Regions from separate parts of the Mus musculus genome. Here region 1 is linked to region 2. Evidence: chromatin loops called from intact Hi-C (ENCODE). Cell type or tissue: gastrocnemius. All regions are shown on one strand.

Evidence for each region. Hi-C counts contacts between places; a loop is a spot of excess contacts. Peaks named below come from ENCODE experiments on the same cell type or tissue, not always from the same donor. Only the 100,000 strongest peaks of a DNase experiment are listed, where the experiment ranks them.
Region 1: it touches region 2 in a loop (10-fold over the local background); 20 of 42 quality-filtered maps call a loop at or near these places.

What each region holds. Positions count from the first base shown.
Region 1 is chr8:71,562,194-71,566,193 of GRCm38, reverse strand. Nxnl1 (nucleoredoxin-like 1) reads left to right here. Exons shown (of 2, transcript NM_145598.2): 2 at 3,258-4,000. The coding sequence ends at 3,585. Among named protein-coding and RNA genes, the nearest start is that of Nxnl1, 2.5 kb to the left of the region's middle. In gastrocnemius, a CTCF peak has its summit at 2,018; a DNase peak (open chromatin) is centred at 3,211; H3K4me3 peaks cover 709 bases; H3K27ac peaks cover 820 bases.
Region 2 is chr8:71,631,443-71,635,442 of GRCm38, reverse strand. Unc13a (unc-13 homolog A) reads left to right here. Exons shown (of 44, transcript NM_001029873.2): 39 at 217-273; 40 at 474-554; 41 at 779-926. Among named protein-coding and RNA genes, the nearest start is that of Mir6769b, 2.3 kb to the right of the region's middle. In gastrocnemius, a CTCF peak has its summit at 2,082; DNase peaks (open chromatin) are centred at 958 and 2,097; H3K4me3 peaks cover 840 bases.

The DNA of each region.
Region 1 (4,000 bases), 69 kb after region 2:
CTGTCCTGGTACTACTTGTGCATAAAGAGGTATTCCTCCACCACCACCCACAGGGGAAAAAAAAAGAGGTGTTCCATCCCTCTTCCATCACAGCCCAATGAAGCAGACAGATAGGAAGTAAAGGCTCAGAAAAACACAGGTAGTCTCACAGGCCTGCCATCCTAATACTTGGAAATGAGACAAGAGGATTGCTACAAGCTCAAGGCTAGATCTAAAAACAAGAGGTGGGGACTGTAGCTCAGTTCCTGGAGTGCTGGTCCTGAATCCCCAGCATTGCATAAACCCACATGGGGTGCATACCTGCAATCTCAACCCAAGGAAGGCATAACTATCAGGAGTTTGAGGCTAACCTGGACTACATAGGGTGGCCCTGCCTCCAAATCAATAAAATCCCTGAGAAAAGTAAAAATAAGACAGGAGACCCCATCGCAGAAGCTGTAGGGCTCCAGGGGCACAGCTTTGAAGAGAGTCTCAAAGCTGGCCCCACAGCACCCTGGAAAGGAGAATTTAGTCATTCCTGGGGCTTCAGGGAGACACCTGCAGGGAGGATGGGAGCCATTGTAGGTAAGAGTGTCAGGGGGAGGAGGAGGAGTCATACTGTGCTGCGGCTCATAGAGGACTCTAGAACCTGCATCTTTTTTAGAGCTTTCCTTTTGCGGCTAAGGTGAGATACTGTGTGACAGGGTCTCCTGTAGCCCTCGCTGGCTTCCAACTGACTATGAAGTAAAGGCTGGCCCTGAACTCCTTTTTTTTTTTTTAAGATTTATTTATTATTATAAATAAGTACACTGTAGCTGACTTCAGACGCACCAGAAGTGGACATCAGATTTTATTACAGGTGGTTGTGAGCCACCATGTGGTTGCTGGGACTTGAACTCAGGACCTTTGGAAGAACAGTCAGTGCTCTTACCTGCTGAGCCACCTCTCCAGCCCTGGCCTTGAACTCCTGATCCTCCTGTCTGCCTCCCAAGTGCTGGGATGATAATCACCACACCTGGCATTTCTTACATTTACTTTTGTTTGGTGTGTGTGTGTGTGTGTGTGATTGCACTGCCCATATATGCAGGTGCATGGCAGTGTGTGTTCTCTGGGTCGGGATCTCTCACAGGAACCTGCCTCTCACACAGGGTGCCAGTAGCTAGCTCCAGGGTCTCTCAGTGACATCGCCCTCCAGGCATTTGGGTTGTTGGGACCAGAACTCCATTCCTTGGCCTTGGACAGCAAGTGCTCAACCCTCTGAGCCATCTTCTAACCTTTCTAGTACTGACTTGGAACTTAGAGCAATACCCCTGCCTTAGCCCTCTAAGTGCTGGATGGCAAGCATGAACCACCGCCACACCCAGCTTCTCCTTTGTCCTACCAGTAATAAAAATCAAAGGCTGTGACTCAAGACCCTGAGTTCTATCCCAGTTCTGAGAAAGACTCTATGTAACAACATCTGAACACGCAACCTCCAGAGGTCCACTGAGTCCAAGTGTGTCCTGATGAGGGCTAGGATCTGCCCTGAGACCCGGGGGGGGGGGAGCTGTGGAGTTTACCAACTTCCTGACCTTTCACCCATTTCATTGACTTTCTTCTTTCTTGCTCAAGTTTGAAGCTCCTGATCATGAGGGGCCCCATTCCACTGGTCATGATCAGAGTCAGGACAGCCACTCACTGCCCTGTGCAGATGTAGATTCCTTCACCCCACAAATGAGCAGCATTTCTATTCCCAGGGAAGAAATGCCAACTAGGAGGATCATAGAGGAACCTTCAATGGGGGACAAAGTTCATGTACCCTGATCCTGGTGCGGTGTGCAGGCTTCTCATTCAAGCACTTGGGAGGCTGATTTTTGAGGATCAGGAATTTCAGGCCATCCTTGTCACATAGAGAGACCCTGAGAGGGAGGGAACTACATAAGACTGGAGATGTGACTCGGAAGTCAAGAACACCGGCTGCTCTTTCAGGACCTGGGTTCAGTTCCCAGCACCCAGGTTGAGACAGGTAACTGCAGTTCTGGGGTGCTGTCGCCATCTCTTGGTGTGTGCTGGTACTGCACGTGGGTGCCACAGACTTGTGTGGAAGCAAACACACAGAAATGGAGGGTAGAGTGCTTGTGTGGTTCTGGGTTCTAACCACAGTCCCACCCACATAAATCAGCCTTGGAGGTGCACACTCATCATCCCAACATGCAGGAGGTGGAAGCAAAATTAGGAGTTCAAAATCACCCTTTTCTATCTAACCAGCCTGGGCTACAAAAACTAACCAAGAATCATAGGTTAAATCCTAGGAAGCAGAGACGAGCAGATTTCTGAGTTTGAAGCCAGCCTGGTCTACAAAGTGAGTTCCAGGACAGCCAGGGCTACACAGAGTCTGTCTCAAAATACCAACCAAACAAAGAAACAAACAAAAACTTTGGGTGAGCTGGGCCTGGAGACAATTGTCTTTAATCCCACCAGGCTGATTTCTGTGATATTTCAGTCAGCATAGTGAGTTCCAGGGCATAGCTCCACAATGAGAATCCGTCTGAGCCGGGCGTGGTGGCACACACCTTTAATCCCAGCACTCGGGAGGCAGAGGCAGGTGGATTTCTGAGTTCGAGGCCAGCCTGGTCTACAGAGTGAGTTCCAGGACAGCCAGGGCTACACAGAGAAACCCTGTCTCAGAAAAGAGAGAGAGAGAGAAAGAGAGAATCTGTTTTTGAGCGTGGAGGGCACCAAGTGGGTGGATTCTGGCTTAGCTGTGAGTGGGGTCCAGGGTCTACTGGAGATGCCGACAGCTGCTCGGTGTCCTCAGAACAGTTAAACCCCTGTCCCTGCCCATTCAGGGCATATGTACGATGTCAGCTGTACCCCAGTTAAGATCTCCCCAGGGTCTTCCCACATACTCTGTTTGGAACACTCTCTCCACAGTTCTTCCGCTCCTCCCTTAATCCCATAAGATTTCAGTCCAAACATCACACCCACGGAGAGGCCCTTTTTGCTCAGTTTGACGGAATTTAATAGCTTTTGACAATCTTTCCACACACAATTCCCAAACATTCCTCAGCTGGCCTCGCTGTTTGAAATCGCTGCCCCCAGGACCTCCCTCTTCACGTTGACAGACGCAAAACAATACAGATACATACAGCAAGTGGACACAGAAAGGGGGAGGCGGCGCGGCCTGGGCGGGTGCCGGGGCCCGAGGGTGCCCGCGAGTCCTCGGGCGACTCCTGTCGGCCATCGGAGGCAGCGCGCGCACCTGGAGTGGAGGGAGGCTGACAGCGCTCTCTCCGCAGGGACCTCGGGCGCCAGTTCTCTGTCCGTCAACTGCCAGCGGTTGTGGTACTTAAGCCTGGTGGGGACGTGCTGACAAGCGACGCCACGGAGGAGATCCAGCGTCTGGGACCCGCCTGCTTTGCCAACTGGCAGGAGGCCGCAGAGCTCCTGGACCGCAGCTTCCTGCAACCGGAGGATTTGGATGAGCCTGCGCGGCGCAGCATCACCGAGCCTCTGCGCCGTCGCAAGTACCGAGTAGACCGGGATGTCGGCCGGGAGCGGGGCCGAAACGGCCGCGACTCTGGTGACCCCCAGGGGGACGCGGGTACAAGGGCGGAGCTCTGGTGACTCCCAGGGTAGGAGTGGGGACGGAGCTCTGGTGACCCCCAAAGTACCCGGGTGCAGGGACAGAGGTCTGATGACCCCCTCCCCGCAAGGTACCCGGGTGCAGTGGTACCTCCAGAGGAACTCGGTGTAGGGGCAAGGCTCAGATTATCCTTGTCCTCTTCTAAGTTCAGTATGTTCCCTAAACAGCAGCCCAGGGTGGCCTTGAACTCACCATTCTCATGCCTCAGTGGAAGAGTAGCTGGAATGCCAGCCAAAAAGAGACAAGAGGTTTCTTTCCCAGATCTCCTCTAGTCTTTGAAAGAACATAGACTCCCACGAACAGATACCCTGAGCAAGATTCCCAGGTCTTAATCATGCACTAAAAATCCATAGAACCCCAAACTCAAAACTCCCATCCAAAACAAAACAAAAGAAG
Region 2 (4,000 bases):
GTGGGCAGTCTTCCCAGAGAACCGGGCTTCTCCTGCAACAAGGTGCCATGTGCCCCTGGATCTCACTGGAGCTCCTGATCCTGCTGTCCATGGGTCTCAAGCATTGCTTGAACCTTTGGACAGGAACCAAGTTGGCAGTTGGGTTTGGGTCACTCAGGATGGGGAACTATTTAGAAAACGCACACTCTCACCCGAGCTACCTGCTGTTTTCCACAGGGGACACAAATGATCTTCAATGCTGCCAAGGAGCTGGGCCAGCTGTCCAAACTTAAGGTGAGGGGGCAGAAGCTCTCAGGAGAAAGACTAGGAACAGATCAACAGGCAAAAATCCCTGCTCCCAGACCTGAATCCCACTTAAAATGTCCTTGAGTATAATGGATCAAGGATACAGATCACTTGATCCACAGCATGGAAAGCAAAGGCTCACAGTGTAAAAGCTTTGCCCACCTAACCTCTCCCTGCCATCCCCACAGGATCACATGGTGCGGGAAGAAGCCAAGAGCTTGACCCCGAAGCAGTGTGCTGTTGTTGAACTGGCCCTGGACACCATCAAGGTAAGGGAGGGGCTACAGAGGGTTTTAAGAGAGGGCATGAGAAAGTGGGATTTGAGGAATGCATAGGAATTTACAAAGTAAAGTATATGGGTAGCGAGCAGGGAGTAACTTTCCATCTGTGCATACAGTAAATACAGTGGTCCTGGGGCAGCTGTGGCCTGGTGAAGATGGGGAGGGTGAGAGGTGCTGGGAGCCATCTGAAGCCTCACTGTGTCCACCCTCAGCAATACTTCCACGCGGGGGGCGTTGGCCTCAAGAAGACCTTCCTGGAGAAGAGCCCGGACCTCCAGTCCCTGCGCTACGCCCTGTCGCTCTACACGCAAGCCACCGACCTGCTCATCAAAACCTTCGTGCAGACGCAGTCAGCGCAGGGTAAGGGAATCTGGTGCTTTCTTCCCGAGCCAACCAGAGTCTCCCCGCCCAGCCGCAGGCTCCTCCCCTGAATGACTGACAGAACTCCATGGGGGCGGGGCATCCGACATCTAGGCACCAAAGGTGATTCTTTCAAGACAAAGAAACAAGGGGTGATGGGCAGCCGTTGGAGGGAACCTCACTGACTCCAGAAGCCAGGATTTTAAAGCTTCCAGGGCAACGGAGTGACTGTCATTGAGGGGCGGGACCTGGTTGTCCGCTCTGGGGCAGGACTTCTATGGTACTCTTAGAATAAGAGAAAATTGACAGCTCTAGGTGAAATCTGATGTCATGGATTCAAAGCGTGGCTTCCTCCTTGGGGGCGGGGCCTCTGCGCTAAGTCAAAGATGTGGAATGATTGACAGGTCTAGGAGGTTCAAGGATCTGGCCCTGGGAGTTGTGGGGACCTGGGAGGTGCTGGGCCTCAGGTCTCCCCGATCCCTCTGTCTGTCTGTGTTGCTTCTGTCCCCGTCCCTCTGAGCTCTCTCCATGCAGCAGCTGAGGCCACAGGGCAGGGGTCCAAGGTCCTAGTATCTCTCTCTCTCTCTCTCTCTCTCTCTCTCGGGACCCCCGTTCAGAATTACCCCAAAGGTGCCATCTGGGCAGAGGTTGGTGACCTCAGGCTTTGTTCTTGTGGTGGAACGAGGGAGGTTGTTATCCATGGCCCCCAACCCCGCACAGCGGGTGGAGCCCAAGCCTCAGTTTCCTCTCCTGTTCTTGTTGCTTTTGGTGTCCCTAGTGTTCCCGGAGTGGGAGGCTGTCTGTCTGTCCGTCCGTCTGCACTGACGTTTCTTTCTCTCTCCCCTTCTCTCTCTCTCTTTCTCTCTCTCTCTCACTCTCTCATTCTCTCTTGCTCTCTCTCTTGCTCTCTTGTTCTTCCTGTCACTCGCTGCCCCCTTTCTGCGCCTCCCCCCCCCGCCCCCCCCCCCGCCACGTACACTCCTCCCTCCTCTCCTCCTCCCTCCCTGTCCATCCTGGTCAGTCCATGGTGGAAAAGGGACTAGGTTTACCCTTAGTGAAGACGTTTGTCCTGAGATGGGTACGTGCCTGCGCCGCCCGCCACCCGCACGCGGTGCCCGGTGCCTGCGCCCTTCCCCCTGCCCGGCTAGTAAGACCCCGGCCTTCCCGCACGGGGGCGCCATGTCCTCGCACATGGGGAAGGGCGGCTTGCTGGCTCCACCCAGGGAAGGAGTCCCCATCCCTTTCTCCCAAGACACACGCATCCCAGGCTGGGCCTGCGGCTTCCATTCCCAGAAAAGCACAAGAAAACTAAACAATGAAGTGTGCTCAGATCCTAAGTCAGCCATTCTGCAGCCAGCCTCCTCCCTGACTGTTCTGTCCCCTGGAAAACAGGGATAGTCAAGATGGACATTTCCAGGTGTGCCTGATGGCACAGGCCTGTGGTCCCTGTACTTGGGAAGCAGTGATAGGGGGATCACATGTTCCCACCAATCTTAGTCAAATACCCGCCCCCATCCAAAAAGAACTTGCATCCTGTCCAGTCTTCCCACAGGCACCTGAGGTTTCCTGTGGTTGAGGGTCAAGGCAGCCTCCTTCCCCTACAAGAGACTCTGGTTATGGTGGGAGGGTGGAGTGTGTGACAGCCCCTTCCTGGTGGAGCCAGCAAACCTGGGGTGGGGGCTGGCACCGCCCCCTCCTCACTTCTTACTAGCCTGGGCCTTGATCTGACCTTTTACACAACCCACCATGTCTAACTCCCCAGCACCCCACCTCTGGCCCGGACTGAGCTTGCTGAAGCATTGGCCTGGGGGGAGGGGGCTGAGCATGTGACTGGGGAGGTATCTGAGATGATATGGGTGACCACCTGAGGTGGACAGTGCTGGGGCCATGAGCGCAGGAGTCTCCTGGCCGCCCTGTTTCCTGATCCCCATCACTTCCTGTCCAGCACAGGTAACCTGGATGGACCTCTGATGATCATCTTGCCTTCCACATTCTCTTCCTTGCCATGCCCGTGCATGGGGTGCCCTGGGAGTGGAGAGCTGCCTGGGGCGGGGCGGGGCTGGGTGGGGTGGGGGGTATTGATGAGGTGCTGGTGGCCACAGCCTCACAGGCCCTGGGATGTGCATCTGAGTCACAGGTCTGGATGGTTAAAGCAGTAGTTTTTAAACTGACCCCTCATGAGTCCCCAGCATAACCAGCATGACACTTAATGGTGATTGGGAGGAGCCCTGCACATGGCTACCACACAGACAAATTAGTTGACTAGGAAACTAATATTAGGGGTTTGTTGACATCAGGAATGGCTGGATCCAGATTCCAATGCCATTGGTCAATTGGTATCCTTGGAGACCTTTGTGGCCAGATTACAATAAAAATTAGGAACTGAGTTTCTATTAGCCCAGCCTGGATCACATGACCATGCAGAGGGCAATCTGCTTCCCGGGCAGGAAATGCCCTATGTGGACTGTTGTAGCTCTCTAAGTCACCACAGCTTTTGAAGAGCTGCTCAGTGGGAACTGAAGTTTGCCAGTAGATCTGGAGTCAGGACAGGGGCGACAGAAGCTGTCATGTCAGAGGGCAGGGCATTCTGGGAGGCTTCAGAAGGCTGGGAAGGAGCCTGTGGGTGGGGCACTGGACTCTAAGGGCCTCTTGGGAGGGAGCCTGCAAGAAGACACAAGTGCTTCCTTGGAGCCTGAGATGGGAGCCACGGGAGGCTCTTGAGCAGAGGAGGGATGGGCTAGGCCAGGCCGTTTTTACTGTTGTATTGGTGGCCGAGAGGGAGGAGAGCCGACCCTGGGAAGCTACTAGCCAGGGTGTCAGGGTGGGAGCTGGGCCAGGTCTGTGCAGGACATGAGCAGATTCCAGATACATTTTGAAGGCAACATAGTCAGGACTTTTCTGGGTCCCACCACCTCGGGCTAGTGTGAGGACAGGGAATTGGGTGGACAGAGGCGAGAGGGAGAAAAGCTGTGGAAGAGTCGGCAGCACTGACAGCCAGAGAGAATCATTGAAGCAGGCTCAGGAGGCGGGAGAGAGAGCCCAGGAGAAAATGAGGCAGATGCACTCGGCTCAGG